2 separate regions of the Homo sapiens genome follow, and region 1 is linked to region 2. A link is an interaction called in ENCODE POLR2A ChIA-PET data of the cell type or tissue named here. Cell type or tissue: K562. All regions are shown on one strand. Links, peaks and the distances in the headings refer to the core of each region. The heading gives the core; the rest is flanking DNA. Region 1 overlaps FUS (FUS RNA binding protein). Region 2 has its middle 6.2 kb from the start of ITGAM.

Region 1 (6,564 bases), core at 1,565-6,564, 67 kb after region 2:
TTTCCCATTACATCAACCTTACCTAGGTAAGCTTTTGGCTAAATCTGACCCCAACAGTGTGGCCTTGACATTTACTTCTTTGGAAAACACGCACATACCTCAGTACCAATATATCAAAGAGCACGCATGCAAGAGAACTAAGAAAAAAATTAAGTTTCACTCACGGATTAGGACACTTCCAGTCACCAGCTCGCTGCTGTCCTCCACCGCCACCACCTCCACTGGGAAATCCTCCTCGGCCACCACCACCACTGCCACCACCTCCATAGCCTCCACGGCCCATGGGTCCTAATGCAGATAGACCAAGTATGGGTCTGCTCCCTCTCCAAGTTTGGTAAATCTAACCCATTCCATGCAAGCCTTTACCATCTTCTGCACTCTCCCCATTACCCCTCTGCACCACTAGCAGGTAGCTCCTCACCTCCTCGCCCTCGGCCTCCACGACCATTGCCACCACCCCGATTAAAGTCTGCCCGGCGAGTAGCAAATGAGACCTTGATAGGATTTCCGGAGAATTCTTTACCTAGAGAAACAAAAAATCATCAACAGACTTTAAATGCAAGACACATTAATCCGAAAATACAAGAGAAGCGTGCCTTTCTCAAATGGTTTATAATCTGCTGACACATAAGCAAAAATGAGACTACCTGAAACCGCAGCTAAAGTAAGTGTTGGAAGACTCAAAAGAACCCTCAAACTATGGCTTGTTTCCTAAGGCTTGCTGCCCTATATCCCCAGCCCCACCTCTGCCAGCCTTCTCATACATACCATCAAACCAGTCAATAGCTGCTTTAGCTGAAGGTGGGTCATCAAAAGAGACCGTTGCCTCTCCCTTCAGCTTGCCAGTTTCCCTGTCTGTGTACAAATTAATCATGGGCTGTCCCGTTTTCTTGTTTGTCTGAAGAAAGCAAAATGAGGTAACATCAATTTTAAAGGCTACAGTACTCCCTTTCCATCTTCTTCCTCTAGAACATGAGGTTTATAATTCCCAAACTTCAGCTCCCCTCTTCCCAGTTACTTCTTCCTACCTCACATGTAAACCTCCATTAAAGAAAACTGTCTCTCACTCCAATATTGAAAGATAAAACTAAAAGTTACTATAGAGTACAAATCTCAAGAGTTTAGGGTACTCTGATAAGTTATACTTTTTGTGTTAAGATAGAACTTCTCTTTTAGAAAACAGTAACTAAGGCTCTTTCCTCAACAAATTAAGCTGGCAACAACCACTAAGACTTGTTTTTACTGCTGGCAACCATTAAAGACTTGCTTTTACTAATGTGTGAAATCCACAAGCCTACAACACTGACAGAAAGCTCCCACTCCTCTCCACAAGTACCTTAATAATACCAATCTGCTTGAAGTAATCAGCCACAGACTCAATTGTAACATTCTCACCCAGGCCTTGCACAAAGATGGTGTTGTTGTCTGAATTATCCTGTTCTGCTTGTTGAACAGAGAAAATGCAAATGTGAAAAGGTAAAATAAAAAACACAGGAAAAAACCTAAAGCACCTAGTATCCATCAAGCAACTGGTATCATTTGGTTTATGGAAGACAACTAAAAAGAAATCCACATCCCTTTTGAGTCCCTATATGCCAGCCATGCTGATAAATTTCAGATTCAGTTTGACAATTATCCTTTGAAACATGTTAACACCCAGTATACAGTATGGAAACCAGGGCTCAGGAGTGAAATGCCCAACAAGACCACACAGAAAAGTCCATCAGTATTTATCAACTTTCAGTTGAAGGTCCCCGAATTAAATAAGAAACCCATTTTACATTCAAATCTAGTACACAAACATCAATACAACCTAAACAGGAGTTCAATGCTTTACTTCATGTGGTCAGGTCTTTCACTAGTTTTGTTCACCAACTTGGACATGATCCACATTTTGAAAGAACCACTGCTGTAAACCATCTGAGTGTGGTCCAGACGCATCAGCATCACTGGGGACTTGTTAGAAAGGTAGATTTTCAGGGTCCTCTCAGACCTAAATCACTGGGGGTGGAACCCACAAGCCAGGTATTTCTGAGAAATACTTCGTAACAAATACTTCTCACTGCTAACTAAGGACACACCTAACTCCCTTCCTTCTCTATCCCCATTTTTTTCAGTTTCCTTTTTATAATAGTTTCAAAGAACATCCAGGCAGTCTTGATACCACTTTAGCCACTCTTTTCATGCCACCACGTGTGAACTCACCGGAGTCATGACGTGATCCTTGGTCCCGAGGGCCTTTAGTGACATGGAAAAAAAGAACAAAAAAAAAACAAAAACAAGGAAAAGATGAGCCGTTAGTCAACAGGAAAAAACGGACAAGGAAAAAAATTAACACCAAATCCAAACTTGTAAAATATCAAGTAAGTGCTCACAGCCTCACTCCAAACCCTTTCCTGGGTCGCCTGCCCAGAGGAGAAAATTCTAGGCAGGCCCCTTAAGATCTGTAACTTGAGTCTCCACAGAGACAACTCCACACTTCAGCAAATGCTGCCTCCCCCAGCTCAGGCTGGGAAATGTCCTCAGCACAGGTGGCAGGGGAAACGGAGACCCATTAAAGTGAACAAACCAACTCAGCTTGGCCCGGTTCTCTCACCCGAGAGAAGAGAGATGGGCTCGCCACCAGCCATGCGATGTGCATCCATCCAGTTTCTCCCAACTTTACCACCAGACACTTAACCCTTGTGGAACAATTTTTAATTTCATCTTTAGAAACCATCCTTAAAACCGTGTTGTTTCCCCGAAACCACATGAAAATAAAAACCATACATAATAGCTATTGTATTTTTTAAGCATGTCCCAGGGAACAGACCAGAAATCTTATTTCCGTAATGCAGCCTCTATTTTGTTTTTCCAGAGACCATCTTTGACCAATGTTTATCTGAATTCGCCATATATAAATATTGTACCCACACGCAATGACACCTAAGTCATGAACCCACACCTTTGGCTTTAAATCTTGAAACAAATCAAGAAACCTTTTGTTAACCAAACCAGAAAAGTTCCAGCTTACTGGGAGACTTCTCAAATTTGTCATTTTTCCATGAATTCAGTTTGTGCTGTTTAAGACCTTCCTGGTCCACGAATTCAGTTTGTGCTGTTTAAGACCTGGTTATTTCCCATGAGCCACACATGCTTCCAATCTTTCTTGAAGTAGTGCACATGTTCCTTCCCAGAGCTAGTTTCTATTTGCCCATCTCAGTTAAGTCCATATACATAGAATTGCATTCATTGACACCATTCCGTACTTTATAAATGTATACCAACTTCACCATCCTCAGGGCAATGTTACATCCCTCTTCCAGAATTAAACATTCGGAGTTGTCTCCCACACACTCACACACACACAAGCCTTGGACACAACGATCAAAAGGATCCTAAAGCCAAGATGGCACCACGTGTTCCAGCACGCACTCTCCAGTTTCTCATGATGATGGTCACTAAGTGCCAGGTGTGGCAACGGCCCAGTCCAAGGCCTACTAGACCCCTCTTATTAACCTGGGGCAAACCCATTTGGTAAAAGATGACTATTGAGTCTTACCCCTACCTGCTCCAGGTTAGCACACACCAGGCAACAGGTGGCATTCTACCCTACCCCTTTCTGGAGGTGGTTCTGGACACCTCAAAACCTTTGACATTTAAATTAACACGCTAAGACATCTGCAAATGAACAATCAGACAAAGCATTGCTGGGAGTTGGGAATTTTGGAAACTCTGTTCACTTACCACCAAATTTATTGAAGCCACCACGGTCACTTCCGCTGGAGAAGACAAGTTAGAAGAAAGGACATGAAGCTTCCAACGGCTACAAAAGGTTGTTTTTTGATTTTGTTTAACATTCCCCAAACATGGGTAGGTGTTTTTGGAAAAAGATACAAGTGGCTACTAAAATACATCCCTTCCTGACCACCCCTTGTCTGACCTTTGAGCATGTCACACACACGTGTGCAATTTCTCAGACACAGTTTATAAAGATTTTGCTTTAAAAGGTTACGTTATCTATTTCCTCTGGAAAAAAAATAACCCATTTTCCTTGGTCGTTCTTCCGATGGAGCAGATGTTTTTTTTTCCTCTTGTCGCAAGTGGTTGACAACCAAGTAGTTGGTTTAAAAACCCTACCCCAATTTACCCAGAAGACATTTCACACCAGGCTGGGGTAGCCTTGAACACATTTTTGTGGTTTTTGCTTTGAAAGCAGCAAGCAGACCCAACCCCATTCCATAAAAAGTCAAAACCAAAGGCAACTTCCCCTTAAAGCAAGACAAACTTAGCTAAGCTCTGTCCTAACTACTGAGCTGTTTTTGATCTCCCCCAACCCCCGGGGTCACCCCTTCTACACTGCGAGAAGAGCGGAGTATTTTGCAATGTCACCTTTCATACCTGTGGCACATAAAATGCAGAGCAAGTTAACAGTCACATAACAGTTGTTTTTCTTTTTAAAGTTTTGCATTAAACACACGCACACATTTCCTCATTTTTGTTTTCCTCATTTTTGCACGTTTTTGAGATTGCCCCCACCCACCTCTGCATACTTACCATTTCCAAACTCGGTTTAAAAATCTACTTTTTCCAAAAACAGTAACACTGACATTCCTCCCCTTTTTCAAGGGAGACAGAGTAGGGTCCTTCAAATCTTATTTACCAACAGATTTGACAACTGTTTTAACATCAAATCTAAGGTTTTACTTCAAATCAACTTCAGCAGGAAGGAAAGAAGGTCCAGTTGGACAAGCTGATGAATTTTAAGTAACCAGGGGAAGGCAGACAGTGGAACAAATAGGTGGGAGACCACTGTCAAAGCATATTTTTGCCCAAAAGGTCTGCTTACTTCAGTCAGCTGGCCCCATAAACCAAGTCACACACAAAATCAATGTCGGTCAAATTAGTGCAAATCAAGCTCGTGGATTCAAATGACTATAGAAAACGGGAAGAGTAGCCAATTCCTGGAAGCTGAAGTCAGGTTAACCATTACCAACTCCCTAGAGGACACATGGGAATACACATACCAAGTTTCCCTACTATTTCCCAGGAGTGGGATCATCGGTTTCCCTTGCAGAGAAAGAAGTCTTCACTTCCATGTTTCTTGCCTAGGATATTAATGACTCCAATCCATACGTATCTATGTATGGTTTCTTTTTTTTTGGAAACAAGTATCATTACTCAAAATCTCTATTCAGTGGTATGGATGGGAGTTCAGGCTCCCAAGTTCTCACAAAAATAAAATGGGGATGTAAAAAGAAAGTCACTGCCCCCAAATCAAAGCCCTCACAGATCCCTAGACAACAAGAATACTAAACCATGCACTAGGGACTGGCTTCAGGGAGATTCATGCAATCCTCCACACTCCCCACCAAAGATACTCCCTGGCTCATGAGACACCTACCCCATGCCACCTCTGCCTCCACGGCCACCTCCACGACCTCTGGGTTCATAGCCACCACTGCTGCGGTTGTAACCACCACCGCCGCCGCCGCCGCCGCCACCACTGCCACCCCTGCCGCGGCCTCCACGGTCCTGCTGTCCATAGCCACCGCTGCCACCTCCACCACTCTGGTCTTGATTGCCATAACCGCCACCACTGCCACCACCACTACTCATGGAGGATTGATCTTGGCCATAGTTACCTGTGAGAAAAGAAAGAATGATTAAAAAAAAAAAACAAAAAGATTGTAAAGTAGCACTAAAAGGTTTGAAAAGGTTTGACAAGTGCCAGGCAATGAAGGACAAAAGAAAGTAAAAAGACAGCTAGGAAACAAGACAGGAACCCTCTTTTAAGCTAAAACAGGAGAATACAAATCCTTATAGAAAATGGGCTGCAGACACCAGGCACAGTGGCTCACGCCTGTAATCCCAGCACTTTGGGAGGCCAAGGCGGGCGGATCACAAGGTCAGGAGATCGAAACCATCCTGGCTAACATGGTGAAACCCCGTCTCTACTAAAAATACAAAAAATTAGCCGGGCGTGGTGGCGGATGCCTGTAGTCCCAGCTACTCGGGAGGCTGAGGCAGGAGACTGGCGCGAACCCGGAAGGCGGAGCTTGCAGTGAGCCGAGATTGTGCCACTGCACTCCAGCCTCAGCAACAGAGACAGAGCAAGACTCCGTCTCAAAAAAAAAAAAAAAAAGAAAAAGAAAATGGGCTGCAGACAAAGCTGAAGACATCTCACCTCCACCTCCACCTCCACCTCCACCACCACTGCTGCTGTTGTACTGGTTCTGCTGTCCATAGCCCTGAGGGGGATTATAGCTTTGCTGCTGTCCATAGCTTTGCTGCTGTCCACCATAGCTAGGCTGCTGGCTGTAGCTCCCACTCTGGGGCTGCCCATAGCTGCTGCTCTGAGAACTGCTACCGTAACTAGGGAAAACAAACAAAAAACACAATCACAATCCCAGCATAGCCCCCAATTTCCTTTCACTTTTAGTGGAGTCCATTCTCTGTACCCAACACAGGCTCCCCTACCCCAATTACACCTCTGAACTGCTCCTACTGCTGGTCCCTTTATCATTCCTCATCAATTCACCCCTCTTTTCAAGCCTTCCCCGACATCAACACCACCGTACCTTC
Region 2 (8,864 bases), core at 2,186-7,185:
GAGGAATGGTTCAATGATACTTCACTCTGTGATATATCCTTACCCTCCCCTGTGTCTGTCACTTTTAATTCTGTTTTCAAAGGCACAGGAAAATAGGTATCCTTCCACACATACATGGAACACAAACCTCACCTTTATGTGACCGCCAATGTGATTCTCAAGCCAATGATTTTTTTCACTCTTTCTCAACACATTTTCTTTTTTTTTTTTTTTTTTTTTTTGTGAAACGGAGTCTCCCTCTGTCGCCCAGGCTGGAGTGCAGTGGCGTGATCTCAGCTCACTGCAACCTCTGCCTCCCGAGTTCAAGTGATTCTCCTGCCTCAGCCTCCCGAGTAGCTGAGAATACAGGTGCTTGCCACCACGCCTGGCTAATTTTTTGTATTTTCAGTAGAGACAGGGTTTCACCATTCAACACATTTTCTTTTGCCTCTAGTTCTACTTTCCCGATAACTAGATGGAAAAAAATGCTTGCTGGCTGAAAAAAAAAAAAGCAATTAAAATTATGTACATTTGGTTAAAAATTATCTGTTTATAATTTTTATATATAGCCAGGTGTGGTGACTCCTGCTTGTAATCTCAGCACATTGGGAGGCCAAGGCAGAGGGATCATTTGAGCTCAGGAACTCAAGACCAGCCTGGGCAACACAGCAAGACCCTGACTCTACAAAAAAATGTTTAAAAATTAGCTGGGCATAGTGATGCACACCTGTGGTCCCAGCTACTCAACAGGCTGAGGTGGGAGGATCGCTTGAGCCAAGGAGGTTGAGGCTGCAGTGAGATATGATTGCACCACTGCACTCCAGCCTGGAAAACAGAGCCAGACCCTGTCTCTAAAATATATATAGGCAGGGCATGTAATATATACAGGCACGCCTGTAATCCCAGCACTTCGGGAGGCTGAGGTGGGAGGATCACCTGAGATTAGGAGTTCAAGACCAGCCTGGCCAACATGGTGAAACCCCATCTCTACTAAAAATACAACAATTAGCCAGGCGTGGTGGCAGGCACCTGTAATCCTAGTTACTTGGGAGGCTGAGGCAGGAGAATCACTTGAACCTGGGAGGTGGAGGTTGCAGTGAGCTGAGATTGCACCATTGCACTCCAGCCTGGGCAATAGAGCTTGACTCAGTTTCAAAAAATAAAAAATTAAAATTAAATAAATAAGTACATACATACAAAAATAAATCATATATATATATATATATATATATATATATATATATATATATATATGCAGGAAAACCAAATGTTAATAGTCGTTATCTCCAAGATAGGAGGATTACAGGTATGTTCCAGTATCTATTGCTGCAGAGCGAGCTACTCCAAAACTTCATAGTTAAAAACAGCAGCATATTATAATCTCTCGCGTATCTGTGAATCTCCTGGCCTCAGCAGTTCTCAGCGGGGTCTCTCACATGATTGCAGTCGGATCACAACCAGGGCTAGAGTAATCCAAAGCTCAGTTGGGCTGGGCTCCCAAAATGGGTCACTCCCACAGCTGGCAGTTGGCCGTGGGCTAGGAGCTCAGTTGGGGCTGTCACCTGGGCACCCCCACGTGCCCTCTCCATGTGGCTTGGGCTTCTCGCAGCATGGTGGCTGGACTTCAAGAGCAAGTGTTCCAACAGACAGGAAGCAGAAATTTCCAGGCTACTAAGGTCTTGATCTGGAAACTGGCGCCAAGTCATCTGCACCACATTCCATTGATCAGGCAGTCACAGAGCTCATCCACATTCAAGCAAAGGGGACACAGATCCCACCTCCCAATGGGAGGAATTTGTGGTTGTATTCAATCTGCTACAAGATGACTTTAATATTCTTTTCTATATCATTTGTACTTAAAATATTTATATAGGCTGGGTGCAGTGGCTCATGCCTGTGATCCCAATGCTGTGGGAGGCCAAGGCAAGAGGATCACTTGAGCCCAGGAGTTTGAGGCTACAGTGAGCTATGACCTCAACACTGCACTCCAGCCTGGGCAACAGAGCAAGACCATGTCTCAAAGAGAAAAAAAAAAAAGACCTTTATACAAAAAAAAGACTCATAATCATAAAAAATACCAATAGATAATTTAAAACAACAGGTTACCTGTATTTGTTAGCAGGTAAAGAAGCTGAGGAAAGGACGAACGAAGTCATGAGCCCAAGATGAGAAGATACCAACCAGGGTGCCCGGGGAGGAGTTTAGTAGATCAGCTGGGTTTGCTTTGGGAAAAGTTTTCACACTCTGGCCACTATGGGGGCTGCTCGAACTCAGACGTGGAGGCCCCTCCTTGCCCTGAACAGTGGCCAAGGGTCCACTCTCTGTAAAAACATAGGCAAGATCTCAGACTGGCTGTCCAACCTGCAGAGGCTTTCTCAATGAGCCACCACCAAGTGTGCACCTGACCTGGTGACCGTGGGTGGGGACATATCTATAAGCTGTTGGCTGTTCCCTCCTACCTGTCCCCCATCCCCACTCTTGATAAAATCTTAGCTTGATTTCCCCTATAAGTGGACTCTGAGACAAGGCTTCAAGTGTAAGTAATTTATCTGGAAGGTGATTCCGGAAACACTGGTGGGAAAGTGAGGAAAAGAAGGAGCTAATGCCAGGCACAATGGCTCACTGCCTGTAATACCAGCACTTTGGGAGTCCAGAGTGGGAGGATCGCTTGAGCCCAGGAGTTCAAGACCAACCTGGGCAACATAGGAAGATTCTGTCTCTTAAAAAAAATTTTTTTTTAATTATCTAGTGTGGTGGTATGCACATGTAGTCCCAGCTACTCAGGAAGCTGAGGCAGGAGGATCACTTGCACCCAAGGGGTCGAGGTTGCAGTGAGCTATGATCATGCCACCATACACTGTACTCTAGCCTGGGCAACATAATAAGACCCCGTCTCTTAAATTTTTTTAATTAAATAAATAATTAATTAATTAAACATTAATATGTATCAAACAGGTGTGGGAAATCAAACTATCTCCCTGAAAACGCACTTCGCAAAATGTCCCTTGGACATTTTGAGCCCAAGTGTTGGAGGCTGCAGTGAGCCATGATCACACTACTGCACTCCAGCCTGGGCAACAGAGTGAGACCTTGTCTCAAAAAAAAAAAGAAGGAAGAAAGAAAGAGCTTATAAAAGATATGTAATTAAACAAATTACTGGCCGGGCATGATGGCTCACGTTTGTAATCCCAGCACTTTGGGAGGCTGATGTGGGTGGATCACCTGAGATCAGGAGTTCGAGACCAGCCTGGCCAACATGGCAAAACCCGTCTCTGCTAAAAATACAAAAATTAGCCAGACATGGTGGCATGCGCCTGTAGTCCCAGCTACTCGGGTGGCTGAGACAGGAGAATGCTAGGAACCCGGGAGGTGGAGGTTGCAGTGAGCCGAGATCATGCCACTGCACTCCAGCCTGGGCAACAGAGCAAGACTTCATCCTCAAAAAAAAAAAAAAAAAAAAAAAAAAAAAAGATTATTGACCTGGTGCAGTGGCTCACGCCTGTAATCCTAGCACTTTGGGAGGCTGAAGTGGGTGGATCACTTGAGGCCAGGAGTTTGAGACCAGCCTGGCCAACATGGTGAAATCCCATCTCTACAAAAAATACAAAAATTAGCTGGGCATCATGGTGCATGCCTGTAATCCCAGCTGCTCGGGAGGCTGAGGCATGAGAATTGCTTGTACCCGGGAGGCAGAGGTTTCAGTGAACTGAGATTGTGCCACCACACTCCAGCCTGGGCAACAGAGCAACACTCCATCTCAAAAAAAAAAAAAAAAAAAAAAAAAAAAAGAATAGAGAGATATGTCATCTTCATGGATGACAAGACTACAAGACTACAGATGTCAGTACAGATGTCGGTTCTCCATTTAATTACTCAAATTCATTATAATCTCACCCAGCAGAATTTTTCTAGAATTTGACGTGCTGATTCAAAAATTGACTGGACTAGAAAACACACAGCAATAGCCTATAAAGCAATGGGACATACCTTACAATGTCATGTTATTCCATAACAAGTACCCTATCAAAGCAATATTCTAAAGCCACAGTAGGTAAAAGTACAGTGTTGGCTCTGGAATAAGTATATAAGACCCTCGGAAAGAATACAAAATACGTATGTAGAAATCTGGTGTTCCCATCAGAAACAATACATTTCTCCTACTGAAAAAGCAAACAAGACTTTCTTTGATTCCACTCCCCTCATCAACCACTGCCCATTTTTTACTTCCCTTTTGCAAAACTTCTCCAAAGTAGTTGTCTGTGTTGGCTGCACCCTGTTCTACTGCTCACATCCTCCCTTAACCCCATTCCAACCAAGCCTGTGCTCCAACCCGGCACCTACTCCACCTAAACTATTTTTATCAAGGTCACCAAGGCTGCCTGAGTGACTCCAGTGATGAGTTCTGTCTTCATCTTGAGTGACTCAGCAGCAGCTTCTGACACTCGGCCCTCGCTTCCTGGAACTGATTTCTACATCTGTCCTCTGACCCCACACTCTCCTGCTTCCCGCCTACCGCCCATGACCCTCCTTCTCAGTTTCTCTTGCTGATTCTCCTCTTCTCCCAACCTCTTCAGAAGGATCTCAGAGCTCAGTCCTTTGACTGCCTTTTTTCTTTTTTCCAACTCCTGGGTTCAAATGATCCTCCCACCTCAGCCTCCTAAATAGCTGGTACTACAGGCATGCGCCCCCATGTCCAGGTAATTTTTCAATCTTTTTGTAGAGACGGGGTCTCACTAAGTTGCCTAGGCTGGTCTCAAACTCCTAGCCTCAAGCCATCCTCCCACCTCAGCCTCCCAAAGTGCTGGCATTACATGCGTGAGCCACCGTGCCCAGCCGAAGTCAATTTTCAGTACAGCAGTCAGAGGGATTGTTTCAAAACACAAGACATATCATGCCACTCCTCTGCTCAAAACCTTGCAAAGGCTCCCACGTTACTGATAGTAAAAGCCAGTCCTTTCTACAACCTACAAGGACCTGCATGACCTGTCATCCCAACCCCAGCCCTTACCTCTCTGAGCTTACCTCATTTTCTGGGACAGCAGCCACCCTGGCCTCCTTGCCATTCCTCAAACCTGCCAGGCACACCACCACCTGAAGGCCATGGCACTGGCTGTTCCCTCTGATGGAACCAATCTTCCCCCAGGGATCGGCAGGCTCACTGGCCCACCTCCTTCAAACAAGTGGGTTTTGCATCACATGACTCTCTATACTCAACTTCGCAAACCTTCTTTGCCACATTCCTCAACATTTTCCAGTTTTGCTCTCAGGGGAATGAAGGTATCAGGTCTTCATCGTCCCTTTTCCTGCACAGCACCCAGGGTCACGGCTTCTCTCTTCCCAACAAAATCTCCCAGTCCCACCTCTCCAAATTTCCTTCCTTGTCTACACAGACAAATTATCTCCGTCTGAGCTCCTCCAATTTGCTTCGCTCACCACACTCGAAGAAACTTGCTACAGGATCCGCCCTCCTGAGAAAGTTGTGGGAAGAACAAGAATAAAATACTGTTTTTCCATTGCACTGGATTGTCAAGAAAAGTTCCTGTGATCCTGTCAGGCCTCTGAGCCCAAGCTAAGCCATCATATCCCCTGTGACCTGCATGTATACATCCAGATGGCTTGAAGCAACTGAAGATCCACAAAAGAAGTGAAAATAGCCTTAACTGATGACATTCCACCATTGTGATTTGTTTCTGTCCCACCCTAACTGATCAATGTACTTTGTAATCTCCCCCACCCTTAAGAAGGTACTTTGTAATCTCCCCGACCCTTAAGAAGGTTCTTTGTAATTCTCCCCACCCTTGAGAATGTACTTTGTGAGATCCACCCCTGCCCGCAAAACATGGCTTTTCACCCCCTATCCCAAAACCTGTAGGAACTAATGATAATCCACCACCCTTTGCTGACTCTCTTTTCGGACTCAGCCCGCCTGCACCCAGGTGAAATAAACAGCCTTGTTGCTCACACGAAGCCCGTTTGGTGGTCTCTTCACATGGACACGTGAGACAACCCCAGCTACCCAGGAGGCTGAGGTGGGAGAATCACTTGAGCCCAGGAGATTGAGGCTGCAGTGAGCTGATTGCACCACCGCACTCCAGCTTGGGCAACACAGCGAGACCCTGTCTTAAAAAAAAAAAAAAGTAAGAAAAAAAAGTTCCACCTGAGTGTCATCCTCAGCCATCTGGTTAAGCCTTTGGGTCTGGAATCAGACTAAGGGCACTAAAATCCTAGGTCTACGCCGGGTGTGGTGGCTCACACCTGTAATCCCAGCACTTTGGGAGGCTGAGGCAGGTGGATCACCTGAAGTCAGAAGTTTGAAACCAGCCTGGACAATATAGCGAAACCCTGTCTCTACCAAAAATACAAAAATTAGCCGGGAATGGTGGCACATGCCTGTAATCCCAGCTACTCAGGAGGCTGAGGCAAGAAAATCACTTGAACCCAGGAGGCGGAGATTGCAATGAGCCAAGATCACACCACTGCCCTCCAGCCTGGGCAACAGAGCAAGATCTCATCTCAGAAAAAAAAAAAAAAAGAATAAAAATATCCTAGGTCTATAAGTATGCCCTTGAACAACTTACTCTCTGGACCTCACTGTCCTCATCTGGAAAATGGGGGCAATAATTGTACTAACATCTTGGGGTGATTGTGATAGTTAAATGAGATAATAATAGATGTCAAAGTGCATGTAGTCAACATTCGCTGTAATCATTCTACCAACTGTGTTGGGTTGATGGATGACCTGGCCAGCGCACCCTCGATGACACACAGAGGTAGGTGGCTGAAAGCTGCCTGTCGCTCAGTGGGAAGCATTCTGGATGCTTCCCTTGCCACCTCAGTTGTCCATGCAGCAGGCCAAATGTCTGGCAGGCCAAGGAAATTGTTCTACCACAGGCTTTGTGAGTCCCAGGTGTTTCGACCAAGGTCACACAAAGAGCATGGTTGGCCACAGGTGACTTGCAGGGCAGCGACAGCCATTTCACCATCTCTAAGTTCTTGCCTCCCAACCTTGAAAGGAGGAGTTGCTCAGGGCCTAACCTGAGCAGGGCAGGAAACAAAACTACTAATTCCTGGAATAGGCTACTTGGTACTCAGTAAATCTCATGTTCTACTTGTTCTGTTGTTTTTCCCCAAAAGGCCCTAACTGATGTGTGACTTAACAGAGTTTTTGTAAGGGTTAAATTAAATAATGCATGTGAAAAGCTTAGCACAGTGCCTGGCATGTAAGATGCGCCCCCACCGGCAAAGATGATTATTTGTATTGGTGGAGACTAAGGTTCAACTGTTGTAATAAGACCCAAAATCACAGAGGCTTAGCCCAGACAGTCCTGTGATGGCCCCAGCATCAGCATTTGGGGGTTACGGAGGCTCCATGGTGTTGGAGATCCAGGCTCCCTCCAGCAGGTTGCTCTGCCATCCTGAGGGTTTTGTCTTCATCCGCCTGGTCAAAGACGGCCCAGCGCCAAGTCCACCCTCGGGCTGACAGGAAGGATAAAAAGAAGTGGTGCCTGGCAGGGAGTGGTGGCTCACGCCTGTAATCCCAGCACTTTGGGAGGCCGAGGCAGGCGGATCACCTGAGGTCAGGAGTTCAAGACCAGCCTAACCAACATGGTGAAACCCCATCTCTACTAAAAATACAAAAATTAGCTGGGTGTGGTGGCACATGCCTGCAATCCCAGCAACTTGGGAGACTGAGGCAGGAGAATCGCTTGAACTCAGGAGGCAGAGGTTGCAGTGAGCCGAGCTCAAGCCACTGTACTCCATCCTGGGCAATAGAGTGAGACTTTGTCTCAAAAAAAAAAAAAAAAAAATTGAGGCCAGGCACGTTGGCTTATGTCTGTAATCCCAGCACTTTAGAAGGCCGAGGCAGGCAGATCACTTGAGCCCACGAGTTCAAGACCAGCGCAGCAACATGACACAACCTTGTCTCTATAAAAATTACAAAAAAAAATTAGCTGGGCATGGTAGCATGTGCCTGTGGTCCCTGCTACTTGGGAGGCTTAGGTGGGAGGATCACCTGAGCCTGGGAGGTCAAGGCTGCAGTGAGTCAAGATTGCACCACTTTACTCCAGCCTGGGTAACAGAGCAAGAATCTGTATCAAAAAAAAAAAAAGCCAGGCACAGTGGCTCACACCTGTAATCCCAGCATTTTGGGAGGCCGAAGTGGGTTCACATGAGGTCAGGAGTTCGAGACCAGCCTGGCAAACATGGTGAAACCCCGCCTTTACTAAAAATACAAAAATTAGCCAGCCATTGTGGCGGGCGCTTATAGTCCCAGCTCCTTGGGAGGCTGAGGCAGGAGAATCGCTTGAACCTGGAAGGTGGAGGTTGCAGTGAGCCAAGAGCATGCCACTGCACTCCAGCCTGGGTGACAGAGTGAGACTCTGTCTCATAACAAAGAAAAAAAATGGTGGGAAGGCCCCTTTCCTTTAAAGGTGAGACCAAATGTTGCACACATCATTTCCTTCACATCTCATTGGCCAGGACTTAGTCACATGGCCACACACAACTGCAGTGGTGACTGGAAAATGTGATGTTATCCTAAGTATCTGTGTGCTAATTAATGGGGTTGCATTACTAAAGGAAGAAGAGGAAAGCACATGGGGGCAACTAGCTCTCTCTGCCACATATCATTATCATTACTCTAAGCACGCTCTGGATGAAACATCTTGTACAATTTGACAAAGTAACTATGGTCCTTAGGCATCCTTGACCTGATATAAGTATCATTACTGTCACATTCAGCTCAGGGCCTCTCTATTCAGAGCTTTACAGGCCTTGGGGTTTGGGGAGAGGCTGCAGATTCAACAAGAGCTTTCCTCCAGAAAAGTTTTATGTGCCTTAAATAAAGTGGGAAATTGAGGGAGAGGGGGGCTTCCTGGTTCCAC

The links. ChIA-PET counts read pairs that join two places held together with the same protein. Peaks named below come from ENCODE experiments on the same cell type or tissue, not always from the same donor. Only the 100,000 strongest peaks of a DNase experiment are listed, where the experiment ranks them.
Region 1: POLR2A ChIA-PET joins it to region 2 with 5 read pairs; 11 of 35 experiments call an interaction of 5 or more read pairs at or near these places.

Annotation. Positions count from the first base shown.
Region 1 is chr16:31,183,999-31,190,562 of GRCh38, reverse strand. It overlaps FUS (FUS RNA binding protein), which reads right to left. Exons shown (of 15, transcript NM_004960.4): 4 at 6,561-6,564; 5 at 6,167-6,354; 6 at 5,384-5,624; 7 at 3,727-3,761; 8 at 2,206-2,238; 9 at 1,337-1,440; 10 at 769-898; 11 at 422-523; 12 at 165-288. Among named protein-coding and RNA genes, the nearest start is that of FUS, 7.1 kb to the right of the region's middle. In K562, for the core only: no CTCF peak of the experiment used is centred there; no DNase peak of the experiment used is centred there.
Region 2 is chr16:31,249,355-31,258,218 of GRCh38, reverse strand. No RefSeq gene overlaps it. Among named protein-coding and RNA genes, the nearest start is that of ITGAM, 6.2 kb to the left of the region's middle. In K562, for the core only: no CTCF peak of the experiment used is centred there; a DNase peak (open chromatin) is centred at 4,408.